5 separate regions of the Mus musculus genome follow, and all the other regions are linked to region 5. Evidence: chromatin loops called from intact Hi-C (ENCODE). Cell type or tissue: left cerebral cortex. All regions are shown on one strand. Region 1 holds the start of Ahcyl1 (S-adenosylhomocysteine hydrolase-like 1). Region 2 overlaps Gm40121 (a long non-coding RNA gene). Region 3 has its middle 48 kb from the start of Eps8l3. Region 4 has its middle 37 kb from the start of Eps8l3. Region 5 overlaps Csf1 (colony stimulating factor 1 (macrophage)).

Evidence for each region. Peaks named below come from ENCODE experiments on the same cell type or tissue, not always from the same donor. Only the 100,000 strongest peaks of a DNase experiment are listed, where the experiment ranks them.
Region 1: it touches region 5 in a loop (6-fold over the local background); 23 of 42 quality-filtered maps call a loop at or near these places.
Region 2: a loop joins it to region 5, with 2.3 times the contacts of the local background. A loop is called at or near these places in 6 of 42 quality-filtered maps.
Region 3: a loop joins it to region 5, with 2.1 times the contacts of the local background. A loop is called at or near these places in 7 of 42 quality-filtered maps.
Region 4: it touches region 5 in a loop (2.0-fold over the local background); 6 of 42 quality-filtered maps call a loop at or near these places.

The regions. Positions count from the first base shown.
Region 1 is chr3:107,693,789-107,698,788 of GRCm38, forward strand. Ahcyl1 (S-adenosylhomocysteine hydrolase-like 1) reads right to left here and starts at 2,772. Exons shown (of 17, transcript NM_145542.4): 1 at 2,370-2,772. The coding sequence starts at 2,489. It overlaps Gm40121 (a long non-coding RNA gene), which reads left to right and starts at 2,437. Exons shown (of 3, transcript XR_003954675.1): 1 at 2,437-2,941. In left cerebral cortex, a CTCF peak has its summit at 2,966 (motif pointing right); DNase peaks (open chromatin) are centred at 1,930, 2,167 and 2,860; H3K4me3 peaks cover 3,113 bases; H3K27ac peaks cover 2,830 bases.
Region 2 is chr3:107,802,868-107,807,867 of GRCm38, forward strand. The region is part of intron 2 of Gm40121 (a long non-coding RNA gene); the gene reads left to right. Among named protein-coding and RNA genes, the nearest start is that of Csf1, 45 kb to the left of the region's middle. In left cerebral cortex, no CTCF peak of the experiment used is centred here; DNase peaks (open chromatin) are centred at 2,112, 4,310 and 4,695; H3K27ac peaks cover 1,678 bases.
Region 3 is chr3:107,826,820-107,831,819 of GRCm38, forward strand. No RefSeq gene overlaps it. Among named protein-coding and RNA genes, the nearest start is that of Eps8l3, 48 kb to the right of the region's middle. In left cerebral cortex, a CTCF peak has its summit at 1,834; DNase peaks (open chromatin) are centred at 1,828 and 2,914.
Region 4 is chr3:107,838,184-107,843,183 of GRCm38, forward strand. No RefSeq gene overlaps it. Among named protein-coding and RNA genes, the nearest start is that of Eps8l3, 37 kb to the right of the region's middle. In left cerebral cortex, no CTCF peak of the experiment used is centred here; DNase peaks (open chromatin) are centred at 2,820 and 3,398.
Region 5 is chr3:107,752,420-107,757,419 of GRCm38, forward strand. It overlaps Csf1 (colony stimulating factor 1 (macrophage)), which reads right to left. Exons shown (of 9, transcript NM_007778.4): 2 at 4,198-4,320; 3 at 3,012-3,074; 4 at 1,313-1,483. All of the region lies in intron 1 of Gm40121 (a long non-coding RNA gene), which reads left to right. Among named protein-coding and RNA genes, the nearest start is that of Csf1, 5.5 kb to the right of the region's middle. In left cerebral cortex, a CTCF peak has its summit at 2,420 (motif pointing left); a DNase peak (open chromatin) is centred at 2,409; H3K27ac peaks cover 8 bases.

The DNA of each region.
Region 1 (5,000 bases), 59 kb before region 5:
ATGGAGAAGCTTTAAAGTCACCTATGGCCCCAGGAATGCCCTCAATTCCAGCGAGAGCTCAGTAATGGGAATGATCCAAAGATTACCTGGTCTACAGTCGAGCTGGGATCCTTTGGGATGACGGACTACATCATTTTAAAGAGACCTTTTCCTCACACTATTCAGTACCATGCCACCTGCACCCTCACCTTTTCTATACTTCATCACATTATCACCACATGGAAGAGGCTCAACAGTGACCTAAGTCAGAATATCGAGGAACTGAAATCCTGAGAGGGAATAAAAAACCAAAACCAGAGTACCCAGAATTTACTACATGACCTTGACTAGTCCTTAACTGGTCCATTAACTAAGTAAATGCTTCTTATCATCATCATTAAGGGAAGGTAATTAGTCATCATAATACATCTTAATACAAGTACAACGTACATACCACACAATAAAGCTCAAAGAACAAGATGAATAACATGAGGACACATACATTAGCAAATGGAAATTTACAACAGGGTCTTCCCACACGCCTGGCAGGACTTGCTTATTTTAGTTAATGGAATATGAGTCTCTAAAGTCATTAGCACTTGGCTTCACAATAATACTCATTTGTGATATTCCTTTCAGACAGAGGAAAAGGGATATTTACTGCTGTTGGCATTCAGCATCTCAGTTACTGGTTAGCCAGATTGCCAATTAATAATTGAGTACTACATTCAAGGGACAAAACTAGGCTCCATAACTAGGCTCCATAGATACAATGGTAACCAAGAGTCCTGGCCTCCAGGAGTTTACAATGTATAATACAGATTTTGGCTTATCAATATTGACTTGCAAGAATATAGTTACACTGAAAGAAAAAAATAAGGAACAATAAAAATGACTAAGACTCTCTGGAGTACCTAGACAAAAGAAGGTGGGCTTATGACAAGAGATAAGAGTCAGGGGGTTAGTCTATCAGTGTTTCCAATTCTCCACTTAACTCATCTGAGGTACTGCACGTATGCATTTTGCTTGTAAGAACTCTAACTTTGTATTCAAATAGTGCAGATTGCAAAAGGTCACTTCTCTAACAAAGCAGTTGGGGAATGAGAGCACTAAAAATGAGGTCAACTGGATCCCTTAGGATGGAGGGACCTTCTATAAACCTTTCAAAGGTGTTATTGGTGACATTCTCAATTTTGTGAGAAAACAGAGCTAAAGCACACAGCAATGACTTTTTTTTTTTTCCCCAAGACCAGTCAATTAGTTTCCTGGAGGAAAATAAATAAAGCCCTCTCAGGCACTGAGAGCAGCTTAACTAGTTCCAGTACAGGAGCCTTGGGGATTAACTGCTCTGCAAACCTTGCTCAGCTGAATCTATATCATCCTTGAACCCTACAAATACTGTAGGCAGGATTGATTGTGAAGAGACTTTATACAAGAGGAAACTATTTCAGAAAGGTCACCTCCTTGTTCCACTGCTAATTGGGTACCAGGTTAGAGGAAGGGTCAGCAAAGGTTCGACAGAAAGCACTGGAGACCCCGACCCTACCACTGAGAGAGCTAGTTAGACTCAGCCCTCCATAGATCACCTTTTCCAAGAGCCATAGAAGGATGTCCTTTGAGCTCAACCCCCAGCACAATAGGCTGAACTTGTAAGTGCAGTAAAGAATGAGCAATCATTTCTTCCCACCCACCTCCCCAACCCACCCAAGCTCCTTTCTGGAGGGATGTCTAAGTGATCTATTCACATGACTGCGATCAACCTGCATCCATGACAGTGTCTACTGTCACCAACCTCTAAATTTTCCTTTCTCACATACTTCCTAGCAGGTGGAAGACTGCACGGCGATTACCATTTTGCCTTTCCATCTCTTGTTGCTTTTAGAACCGTCAGCTGCATAAACCAGTTCATACGATTCTTTCCTCTTGCCTCTAAGCGATCACGCAGTTGTTGGTCGAACGGCCAATTCTCCCCCAAGAAGATGCTTTGAAAAAGAGCTGCCTGATTTCCCCCACTCACCTGAGGGGAAATTTCCTGCACAACCTCATCCCCTGGACAGGTCACAGGGGTCAGCTGAGTCGCTCACCCCCTCCCAATCTCGTCTTCAAGGCCCTCCATCCAGGAAAAGTCAGTCGCGAATTTAAGGCCTGGCCCTGTCGGGCTTCAGTAAGATCCAGGAGGACTCCGGCCGAGGGACAAAGAAAAGCGAGGTCAGAGCGGCCTCTTTGGCTCCAGCTAGGCCCATCGCCGCTCACCGGCCACCCACTACATCGTGTCAATGGTCCTGAGCACCCCAAACCCTAGCCCTAAGTCCCGAACTACCCGAGTCCGGGCCCGGGGCTTGCTCGCGCCCCTTCCTCGAGGGCCCTCGCCGCCACCCAGAGCCCCGCACCTTCTTGGGAGCCTTGGTGACCGTGGCCATGAAGGAGTACTTCTCGGCGTCCTCGATCTCCTTGGCCTGTTTCAGCTCCTCCCCGACACCGGGCAGCGGCATCGCGTCAGGCATCGACATCCCCCGGCCGGCCCGGCCCGCGGCTAACCCGCCGCCCCCGCCTCTTTCCCTCACGGGCGCCCGCCCGTCCGCGCGGCGCCCTCGGCCACGCGCTCGCCCGCCTTCCCGCCAGGCCCCGCGCCGAGCTGCTTGGGCTTCCGAAGGGCTGGGACCCGCGCGCGCGCGCCTCGTCGGCTCCGAGACCGGAGCCTGCCGGACAGCGACGGCGGCCACAGAACCAGAAGCAACAGCACGCAGCTCCGACCTGCCCGCGCAGCCACCTCCGCCACACGCAAGCACGCACGCAAAGTAAGGGTAGAGGGCGGAGACGCCACGTCAAGTACTGGCAGCCCCAAGGAGAGGGGGGCGGAAAGAGGCGGGGACAAATGGCGCGCTCTGGTGACGTCAACATGCTGGGCCGGGCCGCAGGAATCGCCCCTCCTTTCCTGCGCCTCGGTGATGAACGTCCCAGGGTGAGTAGTTGAACCTTGTCTGCCGCCAGGTGGTGCCATCAGCCCTATTGAGCCGAGTGTGACTCCTATAAAGATGCCACAAGACTAAGGGTCTTTGGACTACCAACTCCCCAGGAAACCTCAGCATGGGGAGGTGGCAGAGCATCGGGGATCGGGAAGATGGCATATCAAGAGCGATGCTTGGGAGCATAAACCAGAGTCCCACCGGACACATTTTACCCGGCCCTTTTTGGGAAAATTCAGTGTTAGAGACAGCCTACTCCCGGCCCACACCCTGGGCCCTTTGGGCCAGAAGTCCATTTCCAGGGGACAGTGTTTGCTTTTTTACTTCACAGGGGTGCAGAACAAGCTGAGAGCAGTCTGGTTTCTACACAACCCTTTATGACCTCCATCACCATCTCCTCCTGGGCCTTGTCTGTTTACAAGACCTTCAGGCTGCAGTGCTGATGTGAAGAGGTCATTAAGATAAGGTTGATGGGTTGGTCAGAGGGCAGAGAACAGGGCAGATTGAGAAAAAGTCCCAGCCAAATGGGTTCTCCTGCTCCATGCTCTCTAGGCAGTAGGCTCTCCCTGCCAGCTCCACTCTCAGTGAGTGTAGTGCAGAACGTTCAGTTTGGACTCGCACAGTTTCTGGATTCTACTGTGTACAGCCCCCGTATAAAGGCCCTGGGATGGTAGAGGTGCATGTGGCATATTTATGTTTTCCAAGAACCCATCCATTTGGGAAGGGAAAGCCTATTCGTAAGCTGGGGTCAACTGCGGTATCTTATCCTTTGAGAGTCATTCAAATGACATTGGCTCCAATTCCTATGTCCTGTGGAAAGTACAATGTTGTCCCCAGGATTTCTGTGAATTACTGAGGGGACTTAGGTTTTCATGGTCATCTCTGGCTCTAGTTTGCTGCCTCATCTGAAACATTACTCACTATTCCAGTCTTACAACTGTTTCTTTAGCTCTTGTAGTCACATCAGCCCCTTTCTCTTTCCAACTCTTACTCCTAAACCACAAAAAATGAGGCTATAACATGTAGCAGAACTTTTAATGAAGGTTTGTTGGTCAAAGGGGAGAGGTTACATCACATAGCAAACAGTCTACAATTACATTTCTGAAATGTTCCAAAAAGAGATTTCAGCCATCTATCTCACCATTGGGATTTCTCAATGACCACAATCTCCCTCAAAGCTCTCTAGTATACTCCGCATCTAGCTGTTTCCTGTGGCTCCTTTTTCATTCCTTTGCTTCACTCTTCTCTCTTGGGTGGACTCTGAGAAGCCAGATTCTTCCCCACTATGCTGAGAATAAGTCCTCCTGAGAGCCTTTCCACTAAATCCTCTCTAAGCTCATTCTTTTATATCCAGCACCTCACTGGGTTCTGGGTTGTTTGTGAGAGGGTCTCACTATGTAACCCAGGCTGGCTTTGATCTCTTATCCTGTGCCACCATTCCTGACCTTACCAGGTTTTAAAGACTCAACTTTATCAAGAAAAAAGGTGGTCTTAAAAGACACCAGCCCTACCCCAATACTGATTTGTGCTCAAGGTTGGGGAAGGTGTGAAATAGTTATTTCTGGACCCACTGAATTCTTCCTATAAGAAGCCTGTGGATGTTTGAAGAGGGCTGTTGAAGTACCTAGAAGGATTGCTATGTCTTAAAATGTTAGTGTTCTCTCATGTGCTCACTGTTCAGAGCAGTCAGACTTCTCTCCTTGGGAATTCTATGGCCACAGAGGGCAGAGAGATGAAACCAGAGTAGTAAGCACATCCACACAGGGCCAGGCGGCCACTCTCTCCTTAGAGCTGGGGCCTGCAACCACAACTGGCCCACTCGGGAGCTTTCATCTTTTTTATTTTGTCCACACTGTTATTGGAGCCCCATAGATTCAATTCACCTGAGTCTTTAGAAATCAGCTAAGAAACTCTAAGTCTCCTGAATTAAAAAAAAATATATGTGTCTTGAGACAAATTATTTTTAACAAGCTCTAGTGTATCTATATTTTGGATTTGACTTTTTTAAAGCAGTTTTTCTTCAGGTGCTTTGTACTTTCTCTGGGCATTTTAGCT
Region 2 (5,000 bases), 50 kb after region 5:
TTGCTCTGTCTCTCTACATCCCTCCACATCCTATTTCAGATGAGCCTGCAGGTCAGCGTTGTTCAGCTATTCTGCTGGATTATGCATGTTCTCTTTCATTATGCTGATTCTCTCCCTCCATTTTTTGAGATCCAGTAAATAAAAGTTCTCTTGGACCTTTTAGAAGAAACTTAAAGAAAAGACAAACTTAAGAGATAAGCAGCATAATGGCTTAAGAGCCAGGATTCTAGAGCCAGAGTTCAAATCCTTGCCAAGAGAACGTAGACAAGTCATAGGATCTTGGTGCCTCAGTTTCCCTATTTGTCAGTGAGGATGATCATCACACTACTTCCTTGGGCTCTCAGAATGATTCGGTAAGCTAACGATACACCCCAAACAGTGCCTGGACCAGATCTATGGGTTCCATGTCCATGGACTTAACCAACTTTGGATTGCAAATATCTGTATGTATGCATGTGGTATGTACATATGTGTTCATGTGGGTGGGTGCGTGTAGAAGCCTGAGGGCAATGCTGAGTGTCTTTTTCTATAATTGTCCACCTTATTTTTTGAGCCAGGGTTTTACTGAACCTGAAGCTCACCAATTTGCCTAGATTGGTTAGTCAATGAGCTCTAGGGCTCTGCCTGCCTCTGCCCTCCCTCCTCCAGTGCTGAGCTTACAGATGTGCATCCTTACACCAGGCTTTTGTTGGGCGTTGAGGACCTGAAGGCAGAGCCCTCATGCTTGCACAGAGTCACCTTTCCGATGGAGCCATTTCCTAGTTCATCATGGATTTTTTTTTTTTGAGGTTTATTTATTATTATATGTAAAGACAGTGAAGCTGTCTTTAGACACACCAGAAGAGGGCGTTAGATCCCATTACAGGTGGTTGTGAGCCACCATGTGGTTACTGGGATTTGAACTCAGGACCTTCGGAAGAACAGTCAGTGCTCTTAACCGATGAGCCATCTCACAAGCCTGAATTTTTTTTTAATTGAAGCTAGACTCAGCATTGACACACAACCCTTTCTTTTTTCTATTCACAAAGCAATGAAGGATAACAGCTACACATGGCATTTACTAGGTATCCAATTAGTTACATTTTTGTTTTTGTTGCTCTGATAAAATACCCCAACAATAGCAACATAATGGAAAGGAGGTTTATTTGGGCTCACAGTTCCAGGGTATAATCCATCATGGTGGCGGGGGTGGAGGGGTGGCACAAGGGGTCAAGCTCAGCTGGTCACATGGCATCTACCAGAAGGAAGCAGAGAATGCTGGTGCTCTGCTAGGTTTTCCTTTTTATTCAGTCCAGGACTGAAGCCTAGGGAATGATGCTGCCCATCTCAATTAACCCAAAGTAGACAGCATTAACAATCACAGGGATCCAAATTTATCTAGAGATGAAATAAAGCTAACAAGAGCCTTTACATGGGTTATATTATCTGGGTAACATTATCATTCTCTTTAGTATAAGGGACTTTGCACATCCAAGGATTTCAGCACAGGGATAGGAGTATGGAGTTCTGAAACCAGCTCCTGTGTAGCCACCAGCGGTCACAGGTTACTGGGTTCCTGAAAGGAAAGCTGGGGGTGGATGGGAAGGACAGTGAGAGAAATAATGAGCCAAGACAAAGTTCTCTGATCAAGACTCAATCTTTAATTGTAGGGTCTTGAATTTAAAGGGGGAGACCCATCCCCCACTTTGCCAGGATCTCCTTGCTTTGTTCGGATCTCATCTGGAAAGCAAGCTCAGCTGCTCACCAGGTAGCTTCTTGCAGGAAGCTGCAGATGTGGCACACAATAGACTTTATCTAGGTCGGAAGACTCCATCCTAGGTGGGCTAGCCGACTATGGCAGAAACAGGCCTGATTCAGCCCACCCAAGGCTGGAGGGAAGGGCACACTCCTTCCCCAAGTACACAGGTATGACTGTGTGGTGACTATGGCAGCTCTGCATCCTGCAAATGCCACAAAAATTGCTTAATTTGCTTTATGAATTTAATTCTAGTGACAAGAGTCCTTTATTGTACAGAAGGGACCTGCTGCTGCTTTCACTGGAGGAAACAGATTATAAGAAAAAAGCTGAGAAATCTGCATGAGTCAAAACCCTGAAAAAAAGAGAATATGGCTAAAAAGGGAGAGAAATGTCTAAAACCTGAAATTCTCATTGGACAATCACACATTCACCAAGGAAACAGTCCTGGCTCTACCTTCCTCCACACTTCCTTCAAATTCTGTCCCAGCAAGCACTGGTTTGTCTTATTCCTTCTTCCTACTCCTGCAACATCTGCTCCCATCCAGGCTACCTTGGTTTTCCCTTTGAGCGATGGTGGCAGCTCCTCACCTGTACTCCCATGTCCACTTTGGCCTCCCTCAGTAATCCAGTGTATTCTCCACTCTCCACACAGTAACCACAAATAGAATCGTAGGCCATCAAGATGGCTCAGCAGGCAAAGGTCCTTGTCACCAAGTGTGATGACCTGACTTCAGACCATGTATCCCACATGACAGAAACAACTCCCACAATGTTTCCTACCTAATCTCCACACATGTTAGGTGGTTTACACATGCCCCCCATAATAAATTAATAAATGTTAAAATTTTGAAATGCAAATCTAATTATATTATCACCATGGTTATCCTATTATCATAACCTTAAAACTACTCAGGGGGTTCCCAACACTTTCAGAATAAAGAAAAAGTCTTAACATCTCACCAGACCCTGCAGAGTCTGGGCCACACTTGTTTCTCCATCCTCACCATGCCCCATCTTTCTCTGTTTTACCCATGATGCCTTCCTTCAGACTTGTGTAATGATGAAGCTTCCCCCAGGCCAGAGGGCCTCTGCAGGTATTAGTCTCTTTCTGTACCTTGTTCTCTCCCACCTTCACCCACTTAAAGAAATTAATAGATTTTATTTATTTATCTATGTTTTTATTTTTATTTTTATTTATTTTTCAAGTCAGGGTTTCTCTGTGTGGCTCTGGCTATCCTGAAACTCAATCTGTAGACCAGGCTGGCCTTAAATTCACAGAGATCCACCTGCCCTTGCCTCTCCAAGGTGTGTGCAACCACTGCCTGGCTACAACAACAACTACTACTGCTGCTGCTACTCCTCCTCCTCCTTTTCCTCCTCCTCCTTTGGTTGGTTGACTTATTTGCTTTCTGTATATGTATCTGCATGTACACCTGAACGCCAGAAGAGAGTATCAGATCCTACTATAGATGGTTGTGAGCCACCATGTGGTTGCTGGGAATTGAACTCAGGACCTCTCTGGGAGAGCAGTCAGTTCTCTTAACCACAGAGACATCTCTCCAGCCCTAGATTTTATTTTTTTAGAGCAGTTTCAGGTTCACAAAAATTAGAAAAAAAAATGAAAGAAGGTGCGAAACAAAGAGTTTGTGTCCCCTCCTCACCCCTTCCTATCCCCATACACAGCCTCCACCTCCGTCAACACGGAGAAACACTTCAGTGTGTCAGTCTGTGAACCCACGTTAACACACTGTTTACTACCAAACACCACTGTTTAATTTACATCAGTGCTGATTGTGGTGATATTCTCTGAGCTATGGCAGGTGGCCTATAGCAGTATTTCTCAATCTTCCTAATGCTGCAACTCATTAATACCTTATGTTGTGGTGACCCCCTTTTGTTACTGTTATGACTCATAATGCAAATATCTAATATGCAGGAGGGTCTTAGGCGACCCCCAAAGGGGTCACAACCCACAGGTTGAGAGCCATGATCCTATATCATCATACAGAATATTTTACGGTTCTAAAAGGTCCTCGTTCGATATATGTGTACTCTTCCTTCTCTTCAGACCCCTGGTAAGTACTGATTTTTTTTTTTTTTTTAGTACTTCCATAGTTTTGTTTCTTCTAGAGCATTCAATCATTGAAATAATACATTACATCAATTTCCAGATTGGCCTCTTTCACTTAGCAGTATGTTTTTAAGATTCCTTCGTATCTCCATGGCATGATAGCCCATCCCTTTATCATCCGAATAATAGTTCATTGCAGGGGTGCATCTGTTTATCCTTTTTCTGATTAAAGGACATCTTGGTTGCTTTCAAGTCTTGACTATTATAAACACAGCTGCTATAAACATCTGCATGTAGATTTCTGTATGAATGTAAGTTTTCAATTCCCTTGAACAAATACCAAGGAGCAAGCCTGCTGGGTCATTTGGCAAGAGTATATTTGGTTTTGTAAGAGACCACCAAACTGTCTCTCCATTTTTCATCTCACCAACAGACAGTGTCTCACTGCTGCATTTCTTCACCAGCATCTGGTGTTTTGGGCTTTAGCCATTCTACTTGTATAACATTGTGGTGTTTTCTGTGTATTCAGAAATAGAACCTCGCATGTTAGGCAAGTTCTCTGTCACTGAGCTACACCTCCAACCACACCATTACTGTTTTAATTAGCAATTTCCTACTGTTTAATTACACATAAACACATTTTCACACTTCTCGGCCATCAATGTATCTTCTTTGATGTGTGTTCTGTTGACATCCTTTGCCCTTTTTTTAAAAACTGTGTTGTTTCCTCTCCTTTTATGACTTCGGTAAATGCTCCATTCATGTCTTAGATCCCAGTTATCGTCCCTCCATCTTTAACTTGGTAGAAAATGAAACCCTTTTTATGAGCTCTTGGAGTGATAAGTGTGCTGCACATGTCTGGAGCTGTGATCTTATACATATTCATATAATTCTTTGAATAATGTCTGGTTTTTGTGTGTTTGTAAGAGCAGGCAGCATATCCGGCCTTGTTCCCTGGGCTGACTGCAGAGAATGTTAGTGCTGGCCCTAACACAGCAGGAACTCGGTTAACAGAAGGAAGGGTGCCTAATAACCTCACCTAAGGTGAAGCTGGGGAGGAAGGGGTGGGGCCCTCCTGCAGAGAGCACCTCCAGTACAGGGAGAGCACAGGAGTCCAGGGAACTTTTACAACGGGGAGGAGGGAGCAGAAGGCCAAAAGTGATCCCCAAAGCAGCACAACCAGTGTCAGGA
Region 3 (5,000 bases), 74 kb after region 5:
TTATGGAGCCCACTCAGTGCTAAGAGTCACTAAGTCCAGTTCTGTTCTGGTACTATGGTGCTACTGGCAAAGAGAACTTGGGACCAGTGGCACAGACAAGGAAGACCTGCAGGAGCCAGGCTGGGTACCAAGGACTTGGTCTCATGTGGAGGCAAGAAATTCTGGGAACCAGAGTTCAGCGGCAAGTGGACCCAGTCCTCTAGCAGAAGAGAAGAAAGAGAAGAGAAGAGAAGAGAAGAGAAGAGAAGAGAAGAGAAGAGAAGAGAAGAGAAGAGAAGAGAAGAGAAGAGAAGAGAAGAGAAGAGAAGAGAAGAGAAGAGAAAAGGAAAGAAAAGAAAAGAGTTGGCTTAATCACTGGTCACTAGTGACATGCCCAGGCAGGGCCTAGTGACTCTGGGAGCTAAGGAGAACAAAATCTGTTCCAACAACTATAGCATGGGGTTAGCTGGTCTGAAAAGAGGCCCCAGGAGTCAAGTGGAACCAAGGAACCCTTTCTTCCCCCCTCCAACTCTGCTTTCTTTTTTTCTTCTCTCTCTCTCTCTCTCTCTCTCTCTCTCTCTCTCTCTCTCTCTCTCTCTCTCTCTCTCTCTCTCTCTCTCTCTCGGGGTAGTGGTTCTCCATGTAGCCCTGGCTGTCCTGGAGCTCACCCTGTAGACCACGCTGGCCTCAAACTCACAGAGCTCCCAACTGCTGGTGTTAAAGGCACGCATGACCATGATTTAAATCCCACCTCGGCTTTCTCAGGAGTGCCAATGGTGAAGATGCTGAGCTTGGGGACAGGGTGGAGGCAGACTCTCTTCCTGAGTCTAGTTTGACTCAGAAAGGTCTGACTGATATTGACTGCCCCTGGCCTCACTCACCTGCCACTCACCGTCCTGCTTTACCTCAAGTCCCTGCCCCACCATTAGCAGGCTAATCCTGCTCCTGCACCCCTCCACGCCTAGTCTGAAGATTCAGTTCAGTCTAAGTCTCTTGCCTCTGACTTTCTGCAACTGGGTTCTAAGACCTCAGGTTGGTGGTAACCTAGTTTCAAAGAAAAGAACCCCAAAGAGTGAACGGGGAACGTCAAAGCATCAACATCACCCAGTGCCTGAGAACTAACATGGCTGGGTGAGAGAGGCCTCACAGGGCCTTTCCTCAGGAAATAGCGCTCCAAAAGGTCAATGCTGAGGGTGCCTGTGCTGAGGCTGTGTGTCGAAGTGTTACCCAAGGATGCCTCCGGGCTGTAGAGCTGCTTACAGTTTATAAAGCAACGTCACACTGTGTTCTTACAGAAACCCCAGAACCATGGTCACCCCGTTACACAGATGAGGAAACTGAGGTGTGGGGTGGTAAATACCACGCCCCACTCAGCATCCTCTATGAGCCCAGGACTGCTGAGTCAGGCTTCTACTCTGCCCATGAGACCAAGGTCCCTGCTCCCTTCTCACCCAACATCAAGAGGACTGGCGAAGCCTCTATGGCACAGGCTGCACCACATTTGCAGGTCCTGTCTGCATCTGCCTCCTTCAGTTGCCCTAGCCCTGCAATGTCACCTGATCTTTGCCAGAAATGTCCTTTCCCGTTCTCTCCCATTCTTTCTGTGTCGCACATCTGCATGCTAAGGCTGTCCAGAATGCATGTATTAGCACCGCCCCCCAAGCATCGCATTCAACTATTTGTGAAGGAAAGAAGGAAGGAAGGGATCACGTCTAAAGAGCCAGAAGTCTTTAGGAGTTTGCCTCAGGAGAGCACCGTGTCATCATGACCCCTGGAGGAGCTGAGGCCACTGAGAGTGATTTCATTGGCACTTGGACCCATCAAGGGTCACACATCCTCCTCCTCCTGGCGGTCTCTTGAGGACATTACTCAGCACGTCTTCAGCTCCACCCACTCGATTTGGGAAGGGACAGCTCATGGCATAAGCATTCCTGCCTGCCTCCTTCTTTCCTCTGTCTGGAATCTCCCTAGAGGCACCTGCTCTGTCACCACTGTCCCTACATCAGTGTCCCCAAGGAAACCTGCCCTTGCATCTCCTGCAGACCTCCCGTAAACTTCAGCTAGGGGTGGGAGTGCAACATGCTTGGCCAGTGAGTGATGCATGCTGTTCTAGGGGCCTGGGTAGGGTAAGGGCCATGGTGCCAGCAGCCATTTCTCTCTCTCTCTCTCTCTCTCTCTCTCTCTCTCTCTCTCTCTCTCTCTCTCTCTCTCTCTCAGAGGTCAACACCCGGCCTTCACTCCCACAGAAACAGCCCACCCACTCCACATGGCCTCCTGGAATAGAGGCAAAGGATTCCCCAAAGAAGCCCCCCTTGACCCGGGACCTGGACCTGCTGGGCTGCAGAGATGTCTTGTGAGGAGCCTCAGCTAATCCTTACCTGCACATTTGACATCCTACCCAGTGGTCCTTCCTTTGAGGAAGCCCAGGTCTGTAGCAGGAGGGCCACTGGGTTTGGCCAATCGCTGGCATTTCTCTGAGGATCCAGTGGCAGCGAGGAAGTCTTCTAAAGTGTGCAAGCTACAGCAGGGCTCTGGCTTCAGAGAAGGGCCTTAGTACCAAGAGGGCTTTAGGATCTTCAAGCAAAGACAGCTGGAGTCTAATTGCACAGAGAGAAAGGCAACACAGGTCTCCATCTCCTAGACCCTCTGAGTTATCCCTGGGGGCTATGGCTTGGAGTAAGAGGGTTATGGAATGGGGGTCTAGGCATGAGGTTATGTGCCCTAGGGATGCTAACCTGGGTCTCAAGCTCATTATAGAGTGGCTCCTCTGGGTGGTAAGTTGAAGCAAAGCTGACTGAGGCTTCTCCCCTGCCGCCTCCAAAAGGCTGGAGCAGCACACCGCCTGCTCCCTCCTGCTCCCTCACACCCTGCCTTTCCCTGAATCCCAGTCCCAGGAAGCAGCGCTGGCACGGGACTCAGACCACTGACTCATGAGCGGCGGCGGCAGCCTCTGTAACCGCACTCACACCAGCCACATGTGTGTGTGTCCCTTGCATCCTGCTCACTCCTCCGGCCAGCGGGCTTCACTCCAGCTGTGGGAGGATGACTACCACATCCACGCCAGAACTATTGCCCCACAGGACACAGTTGCTCAGGGCGCTCATCACAGAATTCCTCCACAATGCGGTGGACACTGTGGACGCCGACTGGCACCTCACAGCTGCTCTCTCTGCACTAATCCTGAAGCACAGTCACAGTGTCACCCCCCACAACAGAGGGTCTTGCTCTGTGGTCCTAGCTGGTCTAGAATTTCATCAATCCTCCTGTGTCATCCTCTTGAGTATGTACCATCACGCACACTGTCACTGGTTCCCATCACCCTGGTATGGAGCTCACGCTCTGTATGTAGTCTAAATTCAGATGCTTGGGATATGATCTGCCCCTCCCCTACTTTCTTCCTTCTCTGCCCCCTGATGCTCATCAGAACCTGAATGCCCTTGCCCAGTCCTATCTCCGCTCCCATAATGCACCATGCTCACTCCTGCTCCCTAGGGTGTTCTCAAAAAGCTCTCCCTGACCTTCTAGCAAGTCCTGTTATTTCCCAGGACTCCTCAAAAGGCAAAGCCACTGTTGGGAGGATGGGACAACTGCATCCCAGCATGATTTCAGGAGTCCAACAGGTCTTAGACTATAAGGTTGAGGCAAGCCACAGGGTCAGCCATTGGAGGCCTGAGTATGAAGTGGTGCAGAGAAGGCTGTAGAAGTCTTGAGTCACTAGTTGAGTGACTATAGGTCACGCATGCCCTTGGGATTTTTGACTTCCTCCTCCATCCCAGGATAAAAAGCAAGAAATATTCTGATTTAGCCGGTTTTCACCAACCCCCTCCTTCCTCAACCATCCCCACCCTGTCTGAGCTCACAGAGTAGAAGGCTCCTGGAGATCAGCTTAGTAAGGAGACCAGTTCTAGGCCCTTCTCTCAGATGTTCCAACTGCCACCACCTTCTCCCTGTTCCTCTTTCAAGGGAAGTAAAGAGGCTCAGGCCAAAGGCAGAAAACAAATCCCCTGGACCCCGTGGCTGAGGCTTGTGGCTCAGTTCTAGAAGGAGTCCTGTAATTAAGGGGTTAAAAGCAGCCAATAGTTCCTAGAGTCAAAAAATTAGACAAATCGCCCCAATGCTGGGAAGAACTGTGGGGGAAAGCAGGGTTAGTGGGGGAAAGCAGGGTTAGTGGAGCAATGCAGGTTCTCTGGCTCCATTTGGCTCCTGATGCTGGCCTTCTATGAGGCCTTCTCCCAGAATCTTGGTCTTCACATCTGTAATACCAATGCCCCCAAAGTGCTCAGCACACAGCTAGGGAGGAAACATTCAGTGAAAGTCACTACCTCCTCTTCAGCATGGAAGACCAAGGCTGGGCTGTCTCCTCAGGCTTCAGCCATCAAGGCTGTGTGGTAAGAAGACAACACATATCCCCCAGGGCTATAGCAGAAATCAGTGGGTTCCTAGGCTGGGACTCCCCTAACACCACAGAGCCTCTGTGCCCACCATCAGTCACAGAGAAGAGGAAAGACAGCCCTCCATGGCCAACCTGAGAGTGTTCCCCATTGCTCGGAGAGCCAGGCTCCTGACCCTTGACCTCTACCTTCCTGCCCTCATGATCCTTGGCGTCAAGAATCTAGCGTCCTTCCCTTCTGAGTAGGCTTGTCTACTACATATCCTCCTGTCTAGGAAGGCTGCATGCGGCTCACAAGGTGGGGTAACCAAGGCTGCGATGGCTCAGAGGCCATGTGCTCTGGAACTTCATAGGTCAAAGTGTTCCCTAAGAATTTGGGTTCCCCAAGCCCATAGACTTAGCAGAAACACCGAGGAGAGATTCCTCTTCAGACTGAGCTATGTCTCACTGCCACCTCCCAACAGGAAGCTCTCATGGGCCTTGCTGCAGAGAGGGGCAGAATAGGTTTAAGGGCAACACAAGGTTTAACCCACAGCAGTTCTATGCCTGAGGCTAGCTCACCACATAAAACTGGGCTATTATGCCAAGGATGGATTCAACTCTACTGTCGCACAGCAATGGGGTCTATAAA
Region 4 (5,000 bases), 86 kb after region 5:
GAACCCAATTGTCTGCTAGAGGGAGGGATTCTTATTTTCAAGGAAGCTTCCATGGCAAGCCCACAAACATCTCTCCCAAACCAGTTCAGTTATCAGAGCGCAAGCATCAGAAAAGCCCGGGGGCTGCATGGAACCTGAGCATAACGATCCAAAGATTCTCTTGGCTCAGTCTTCATTCTTGTATTAAAAACAGCATCTAGCCACACTGGGGTGAGGGTGGGGGAATCTGACCTGGGACTTCCACCAAACTCCCAGGATGTATCATCAAAGCACAGGTTTAGATCATGTGCCCACGTCCAGACCAGGGAGGACAGAAAGTCCTGAGGGATTGGGTTTATATCAACTGCAATCTGGAGTTAAGGAGTAGTAGGTGGATTTCCCAAAGCTAGTAATATCTTCCAAAGAACCCTGACTTGTTGAGAAAGGGTAGGTAGTGACCTATGAGAGGGTGGAAGGGAATGTGGGCTCAAGGAGAACCAAGCAAAGGCTGTGACCCGTGCAACCCCATGCCTTAGGTACTATAGAACCTCCAGGGGGTAGAGCTAGCCCAAACACAGCCCCATGTGCACTGCCTCCCTAAAGCTCTATGAATATCAAGATATGATACTGTGTCTTTATTCTAGAATAAATTCCTAGAGATGAAATCACTGGACATTTCCAATGTCAAAGATAGGGACAATTGTAACTTCTGGAAATGTCTAATATACTCTGTCTTGTAAATATGTAAATGAGGGCATCTTTTTACATACTTGCTGCCCTCATAGATATGATCTGGCTTTTTGAAATGAGAAGGGCTAGCTTCTCTTCTTGTACTTGTTGGCCAAATACAAATCTGGAAATCACTTACTCTAGCCCTTCATTCAGTTCTATATCAGCTTGTTATCTTTCCCTTTTTCTTGTTGACTTGCAAAAGCTCTTTGTAGCTCATGGATACAAACCCTTTGTTTCATCTGTACAGACATCTTTCGGAGTTTGTCCTTTGAGTTTTAATTTTGTAGAGAGAGAGTGCTTATGTTTACAAAACTAGGCTAATTTCATGTGCTTAAATATGTCAAGCTTTCATGGATTTCTGCTTAGAAATGTCTTGTCTTCTCTGCTGTAGATTAAAAAATAATATGAGCCAGTTGGTGGTGGCACACACCTTTAATCCCAACACTTGGGAGGCAGAGGCAGGCAGATCTCTGAGTTTGAGGTCAGCCTGGTCTACAGAGTGAGTTCCAGGACAAGCCTGAGCCACACAGAGAAACCCTGTCAAGGGGGGAAACAACAACAATGTACATTTTTGTTTTCATATTGCCTGTGTGTTTTTATATTTTAACCCCTTCTCTGTCTGGGAGTTACTGCATCTGGCTGGAGGCAGAGATGACTGACCAGCCTGTAGGACAGAAGAACTTTGTGAACTGTGGAATCTCTGCAGCTTCCCCACAGAGATGTCTTTTGTTAGCATCTTCTTTGCAGGAAGCAACTAGAGGGATTAGAAGAAAAGCTGATATGTCTCCTTAACTTCAAAGACAGCCAGGAAAGGGGAAAAGGAACCTAGTGGAAGCAGGATGCAGCCTTTTGATGTTTGCACCCCAGAGAAAGAGACAGGCTGAGCCCTGCAGCAAAGAAGAAAAGATGATGGGAGAAGCTATCTCTGTCCTAGGAACAACCCTGACAGGGATGTGGGAAAGTCTGTCCAACCTCCAGACTCCAGGAAGCACTGACTTTCTAACAGGGTGGTTTCATTAGTATAAAATGTGATCCTTTCACAAGGATTTTTGAGCAAAACTACTCTGGGCCCTGGATAGGACCAGCATGTCCTGGCCCAGTGATAGCAGAACTCAACCCTGACCCAGAGATGGCAGGAGAACCTGCCCTGTTGTAGAAGCCAGGAAGTCATCGCTTTAGAAAGATTTATTTCAGATGACTAACCTGACATCTTCGGATCCGGAAAAGTCATCCTGATCCCTAGAGAAGTGGCTGCATCTTGAGGACATAACTGACTCCACAGCAGGGCCTGGAAGAGGAGGTCCCACAAAGCAGCAAAGTGCATAGACCCGTTCCCATGTGTCGTGTTCTAGAACTACCCGAAGGCACAGGCATGCACCTAACATGGTGGGTACTCCAGGAGAGCTACAGGAGTGCACATGTCAGGGGTCTGGGAAACAGGACGGCTCTTAGCATGTGTACTTGGGGACAACATAGGACAGCCCCTCCCATTCCTAGGAGTTTGCCAAGAGCAGAGGCCTAGAGAATACGTGTTAGCTGAGAAATGGACACTTCAGTGTCTCTCTCTTGCCCCTGGATGGGTAACCTCTGGTGAAGAGCACCCCCACCCTCAGAATCTCCTGCAATGATAGGCCCTGTGGCCACCCACTGTCTGGCCTTCCTGGCCCCATTACTGCAGACTCACTGCAATCTGGCTGATCCCAGCTTCCTGAAGCAGGCCCGCAGGGTCCAGAGGGGAGACGGTGGGTAGTTTAGGAACCAGGACCTTAGAAGAGAGAGGCACCTTCCTGTTTCTGATCCTTTGAAAAAGTGATCAGGAAATGGACTTTCTGGATGCTGGAGTGGACTTCTTCTCCAGTCCCAACTCAGCCAGGCCCTCACCAGCTCCCACGTAGGGAACCAGGTCCCTCCAGCCCCTGCTCCTAATGCTTAGTTAAAGCACCCTTCACAGCTGCCCTTATATTTACCTATGTTCCCTGACTGTGATGGTCTGTTGTGATTGCCTGTGACTGTGTGTTATCATGAGCTGACAAGTGTGGCTGAATGTGACTGTGGTTGGGTATAGTGGTGCCAGTCCATGTGTGACTCAGAATCGCTGTGTAATTGTATGCAGCTGGGTCCCATTCCGCACAGAAGAAATGGCTGGTTGTGCTTGTGCCTGGTTATGTCTTACTGTGTGATCTGTACGATTGTATGCTGCAGCCCATTAATGCCTGCCCGTGGACACGTGGGTTCCACGTGGCTGTGTGCTGCTGAGTACAGTATGTGTTGGATGTATCTATGAAGTAGCTGCGTGCTAGCTGAGTGGGGCTTTGTGTGACCCTTCATCTTTCCCTGTGTGACTCAGGGCCAAGACACAGGAGAGATTAGGGTTCTGCAGCCTGTATGCTGTGGTAGGGGAGAGGTGGTAGTGTGTGTAGAGAAGAAACAGAGAGGCAGAGAGACAGACAGAAAGACAGACAGGGAAATAGAGACAGAGAGAGTTAATTGCATGTTCTTTTCTAAGTCCCGTCCCTGAGAAGGCTGAAGGCTTCCACTTCTGAGAGGAATCAGCACAAGCTACAGGATGCTCTTCCCCTGGGTCCCTGACCATTTTTAGAGTGTTTTCTTGGAAGTCAGGCTGAGCTTCGGAGTAATGCCAGCCCAACTGAGCTCTCACAGCAGCTGACCCGGGGCTCACAATGTCTCAGTAATAGACCTCACCCAGGCCCAGGCTGCTCGCCAGCCCTGCCGGGACATCCAGCACTCGTCCCTCAGCCTGGCCACCTCTGGTCATTCTCCCTATACCTATTCTGGCTGCAGAAGAAATACAGGCACTATGTTCCCCTACTTTCCAGCCCTGAAGACAGACTTGCCAGGAGTTGACCGCCAACTCTTTCAGGGATGACAGAACCTCCTCAGTAAGGGATTTACAATGCTTTCCACATTTGTGTGTTATATTTTTGACTGTCAGACTGCGGCACTGGAACCTTTGTCCTCCCGTTTTCTACCTCAGAGGTTCCAGTCTGGCCTGTTCCCTCCACTGTACAGGCAAAACACAGCCCCATTGGCTCCATGCAGCCCCCACCCCCTTCCTGTAGCTAAGGGTCCTCTGCTTCTCTGAGGAGACTCACAGGACCATGACCTTGCCCAGAAACGACAGGGTTTCTCCCTCTGACTTATTTTCTGTAGGTCTCAGCTACCCAGGCACGAGAGCCTCAGACTGCTTCTGTCCCTGCTGGAGTAGAAGCCTTGTGCTCACTGCTATTGGGCAGAACAAGTTGAGAGCATCGGGTGACCAGGAGGCTGCTGTACCTTGAGATGAAGGGCAGGAACGAAGAAACGGAGAGTCAGGAGTCAGAGTATGAAGGGCAGGCATCACCACTGAACTCATAGATGGGTGGTGGCTCTTGGAAATGGAGCTCCTAGAGCAGAATCCTAACTCAGGATCCCAGAGCTGTACCCATGAGGAAGGCCGATTTCCTTCCTTGGACTTCAGTGTAGCCACCTCAAGGGCTGAACAAAAGATGATGGAAGTTCACTGGCTTTTGCCTGCAGCCTTGAGACAACAGTGACTCCAAGTCCAAAGTCTTTCCCAACCTAGACAGGCTACATCTTGGAGTTACTCTTCTCTTGCCGCTTCAGAAGACCTTGGAGACCCTAGTTAAGAAGATGAGAAAGGATGGGAAAAGCTGGGCAAGAAGAATTGAAGACAGTCTGCGAGGGGAGCTGTGGGGGTAACCATGGCCACCAGGGACGGGAGGCCTCCTAAAGCAGGTTTTAGATGCTGGTGCCTGACAAGACCCTTCCCCAGTCCTCCCAGCTCGATCGTTTAGTTTTCCTTTCCTCCCAGTACATCCCTACTCCCCACTGCCTTCCAACCACCTCAGGTCCTCTGGGGCTGCAGTTTTGGCCTTGGTTATTAGGCCACCTGGTAAGCATTATAGTTCAATACTCATAGACTATCTGAACTTCACCTGCATTCTCCCCATGGGAAGGTCAACAGAGAGGCTGGAAAAAATATCAAGCCTTTCCTACTAAAAATAGTCAGTTACAGTAGCAAAAATGTCTATTGATCACCCTAGTGAGTGCCACGTGACAAATCCCACCGGCATTGACGTCCAGAAAAGAAGTAGAAATGACCGAAATCAGTTGGTGGATGTGTTCTGGCCTAGTGGAGCTTGAGGACCAACTGTTGGCCAACATTTCAAAATGGACCAAAGAAGGACAGCTGCTCCTCCTTGCTTCCTGTGTCATTTCTGGGGTCGTCATTGAGTGCTGGGTACAAAGGCATTCTTCCACCTCAGACC
Region 5 (5,000 bases):
GATTCAGGATCCTGGATCCCCTTCTCTTCTCACCAGGGTGAGAAGGATGGGCAGGGCTGTGCAGTTCTGTGGCTCTGCAAACAGCATCTGTATGTCCAGCATTCACAGTCATGAGCCGCGCCTGCAGCTGTCAGATGTGCCTCACACCAAAATGAGCTCTTCTCTCAAACCTACTCTGCCTGAGGTCATCCTTATTTTGACATCAGTGAGAACTCCAGGGACTCAAAATGAGAGCATCCTCACTCACCCTTCCCCTTCTGCCAGGAAGCATGGAGTCCTGTCTGTCTGGAGGGATCACACCCACTCACCTCCATTTCCCCTGCTCCCCTCGGATTCAACTCACCACCATGCCCAGCTTGGCTGAACCTCCTGCTGGCCTCCTGCCCTTCATTCCTGCTCTCCACAGCGTCCTCACCACCAGATGGTCTTCCATCATATATGACATCGTGTCATTCACTAGCTTATGGTGGCTTCTTTCAAATTTAGACAAAAAGCCCACCTCTTTGACACCATGCATGAATGCAGTGCTTCCTGACTTTGCTTCCTCCTGTCCACACCCCATGCCTGGGCCATGGTGAGCCGCTTTGGATTTCTGAATGCAAACCTTTCTGGTTACCCTAGGGCTTGAGCATAGCACTCCCCACTCTGTTTCTCTGTCTGTGGCTCTTACTGCTCTTCCTCACGCTGGAGCGCCGGCTAAAGTTTTCTTGCTTAGAAGCTGCCTTTGCCTCTTCCCCTCTGCATCCTCATTACATTAGCTCCTCACCGCACACTCAGAGTCTCGGGTTCCTGTTCCTCTCACTGTCACCCAGGGCGCCCCTCACCTGCTGCTCTACACTTCTCCAATGCTGTTAGCATCATTGTCCATTCACATACTTGCTCATTTTAGCTGCCTCAGCACCCCTCCTCTCGTCATGATTGTGGGGATTTTTGCCCCCCCCCTTTTTAAAATCACAGCTCATTTCTGGTGTTCAGAACATCCCTTGATGGTCACTCAGTAAGGTTTTACTGAATGAATGAAGAGCCCTTCTGATCATATTTATAGGTGTCATCATTTAACAGCTGTCTACCTCACTTGGCTATAAGCCCTGTAAGGGTGGGAAGGGGAATTTCTTGTTCCAAGGATATCCTCAGGGTCCAGCACTGTGCCTTCTGTCTAATGAATGCTTGATAAAGGCGGATGGCATAAGAAATGAATGGGCAAGGGAGTAAGTTAGTAAGGTTCAGGCTCGGTGAGCATATGAGGCAGGGTGGGACCTCTGTAGCCTCCCTCTGCCCTTCTCTGGTGCTCCAGCCCCAGAATCCACCCTACCTTGTTCTGCTCCTCATAGTCCTTGGTGAAGCAGCTGTTCAGGTTATTGGAGAGTTCCTGGAGCCTCTCGGTGGCGTTAGCATTGGGGGTGTTGTCTTTAAAGCGCATGGTCTCATCTATTATGTCTTGTACCAGAAAAAAGGCCTTCTTTAGGTAGCAAACAGGATCATCCTGGAATACAGGAACCAGGAGGTTAGCACCTGGCCATGGTGGCCTGGAAACCCAGGCTTTATATGAGACGATCACACCCTAGGCAGACAGAGGGCTGTAGCCTGTCACCCTGTAATCTGAGGAAGGGACACACCACCCTGGTGATGAGGATGGTGATACCCTTGGCCTGTGTTTTGTTTTCTTTCTTTAAATCAACCATGATGGAGAGTTGGGCTGGCGTGAAGGAAAGGTGGATTCTGGTTGGAGAGAGCTTTTCTGCAATGCAGCTTTATTCAGGAGACACAGGGGAGGGTGGGTTTCAGCCTTGCTGCCCCTTAGCATTTTCTCTCTCTCTCTCTCTCTCCTCTCTCCTTTCAGCTTACTTCCACTTTTTTTTTTTTGCCATATGGCCCCCTCAAAACCTCCAAAATATAAAAATACTGAGGGAGGACTACCTCATTGTCAAAAGTGTAGCCTTGGGTTTTGTCTCCAAGGATACAGTAGTTGGTTCAAAGACAGAAACTACTTTTATCTCTGTATCTCTAGTGCCTGATCCAATAAATAGGTGCCATGGTGCAAGTGAAGGAGCAATAGAATGGATGGAAGAAACCCTGAGACTATGCAGGCCATGGCATGTTCACAGAGATGCATGGGTCTAGTGCATGAGAGCTCAGAGATAGAAGGAATTCTGGGTAGCCTGACTGTTCTCTTGAGGCTTGAAGATAGGGAGGTGTGTAGCACAGGGATCAGCGGGGCACATGGAAAGGATGGAAAGACATCACAAAGAGCTGATGCAAAAGCTGGGGAGCAGAATGAAGCAGAGGAGGGAAATGAACGTAGGGTGTGGTAGGTACTGCAGACTTGGAACTAGACTGTGCTTTCTCCTGGAGCCATGGGGCTCCTGACAAGTAAGGCGAAATAAGTGAAGGCTTTGGGGTTTCAGAGGGCTCCCCCTAGTGGTAAGATGGAGAGTGCCCTAGAATCAGGGAAGTCAAGAAGCCCCTGAAAATTTCCAAGGGACTGGGGAGGAGAGAGGGACAGCACCCTAAGGTGCAGAGAGGCAGTATTGGCTGCATTGGGTGGCTGGTCAGTTAGGTGTGGGGTAGAAAGCCAGGCTAGACTGCCTTCCTGTCTCTGGCCAGTGGATTGGAGAAGATGTGATCTAAAAAATAAAGCACATTTTTTACTTTACAAGGTATAACATTCCTGGGCTCAAATTAGGCCTCTATCACTTGGCTAAGCATGCTCCTTAATCTCTGCATGGGTAACAAGCAATATTTGTGGACCTCAGAATTGTATTGTTAGGATTAATTGGGGAATGTGCCTAGCATTTAGCAAGTACCTGATTTATACCAGGTCAAAGTAAGGAAACAGAAGGACTTAAGCTCTGGACCCTACCCAGCCCTGCAAGCTGGAACTTGACACTTGAGCACCCAGGGACCCTCATCCTGTCTGCTCTAGGTTTTCTGCTGCCTTCATACTGTTCCATGCCAACACAGAGCGGGCCGTGAATATTCACTTAAGCACCTTACAGACACTTGCTACTCACCAGCTGTTCCTGGTCTACAAATTCAAAGGCAATCTGGCATGAAGTCTCCATTTGACTGTCGATCTGTGAGATAGAACAGGCCAGTGGTTACATAGTACCTACAGGTCCACTCAGCTTCAGGATGGGGAACCCAGGTTTTGGGGTGAATGATGTTTTAATTTTACCTCCCTAAAACAATGCCAAAATGACAGAGCCACAGCTGGGGAAAAGCTGTATCTTCCAAATACCCAGAGTACTTAAAAGCCAACAACAGACACTTCTACTTTGACCTATGAAATTGCACAATCTAGTCTGTATATGGAAGAATTATCTCTAGGAAAATATAGGATGTAATCTTTTCTGGAAGGTGGTAAGCACTCTATCATGAAAAGCCTCAGGGAGAGGCTGGCTGAGCTCTGGGGAGTCTGGGTCTCTAGCCCTTGCCTCTCCCTGGAGCAGAGACCACGACAGCACTCATGGCCTTGGGCCTGCCATGGAAGCTGCATGCATAGGGTGCTGTTAAGAAGGGAGATTGGGAAGGTCAGCTCGGGGGCCCAAGTTCAGGCTCTGCACATGGCCTTACCCACTGGTGCCCCACCCTGCCGGGCTTGTGGAATAAATTCTTTAGTGAGAGGAGCAGGAACCATGACAACAACTGGATCCTGCCTGGCTAGATGACATTTAGAATTGTTGAAGATTGCATTAAGCCTATTAGAATGGGACCTGGGTTCCTTCCTGGCCCAGATGAGCAGGGCATTCCAACCTCAGGGGCAAGGATCAGGGGAATGAAGGCAGAAGGCGCAGAGTTAGGCTAGAGCCTCCCATCTAAATTTGGGTGGGGCCCTGGTGCCAGGCGCTCAGGGATCTGGCTATCCAGGAGCAGGATGAACCATCTGGACCCAGCAGGCAGACTGGGCTGACTTCCCAAAGGAGGCATTGTCTGAGTCAGAGCAGGGTCAAGGAGCAGTTTAGAATCCATAGTGGACATTCCTGGACAACCATTAACCCAGGCAGCAGTTAGAAGCCCACCCTAGTCACTACAGGTGACCCAGACTAAGGGGTTGGGAGGACCTAAAAAGATCAATGAGAGAAGTACCAGGAGAGCCATTATCCACTTGACTGTTTTCTGGAAGCCTCTCTTTGACTCTGCCTTCTGGCTTGCTACCTCAGTTTCCTCAGTGAGGAGAAGGCATGGTCTCATACTCACCAACTGCTGCAGGACCTTCAGGTGTCCATTCCCAATCATGTGGCTACAGTGTTCTGACACCTCCTTGGCAATACTCCTGCTCATGAGGAGACAGACCAGCAGCAGCCGGGAGCCCAGCCATGTCTATAACAGAAGGGAGTCATGTCTTTCCAGCACTTCCTCTCCCTAGCTACCCCCATGTCCCACTAAGGGCAAAGAAACAACGCCCCATTCCCATGCTGCAGCACCATTAGATTCTTATCAGCCAGGGCACCACCTCACTCTTCCCTTGGTAATAGCCCAAATGCCATCTTCTCCAAGAACTCTTCTGAGGTTAACCCAGAGCAGCTCAACAATACAGAGTACTTTAAAAGACAATTTTAAAAGGCTTACTGTTTTTGTTTTGTGTTTATGAATATTTTGCCTGCTTGCATGCACACACTCTATGTGCTTCCTTCTTGGAATCTCCTGGACCTGGAGGTATGAATGGTTGTGAACCATCATCTAGATTCTGGGATTTGAACCTGGATCCACTGCAAGAGCAACAAGTGTTTTTAAATGATGAGCCACCTTTCCATCTTACAGAGAATGTCTAATGATAATACTGGTGGTGTGCCAACCAGTATAAGTTTTAGTGACTGAGAGACTCAAGGGTAAGATTTTCTATCCTTTTAACTTTTAACACTGAGACAAATAGATACCTTGTAAGCTGCCTTCAAACTTGTGGTCAGTCACTAGCTTTCAGATTGCAAGCCAGAAACACTCATTACCCCTGGCACCTTCCTTCCTTCCTTCATTCCTTCCTTCCCACCTGGTTACACAGG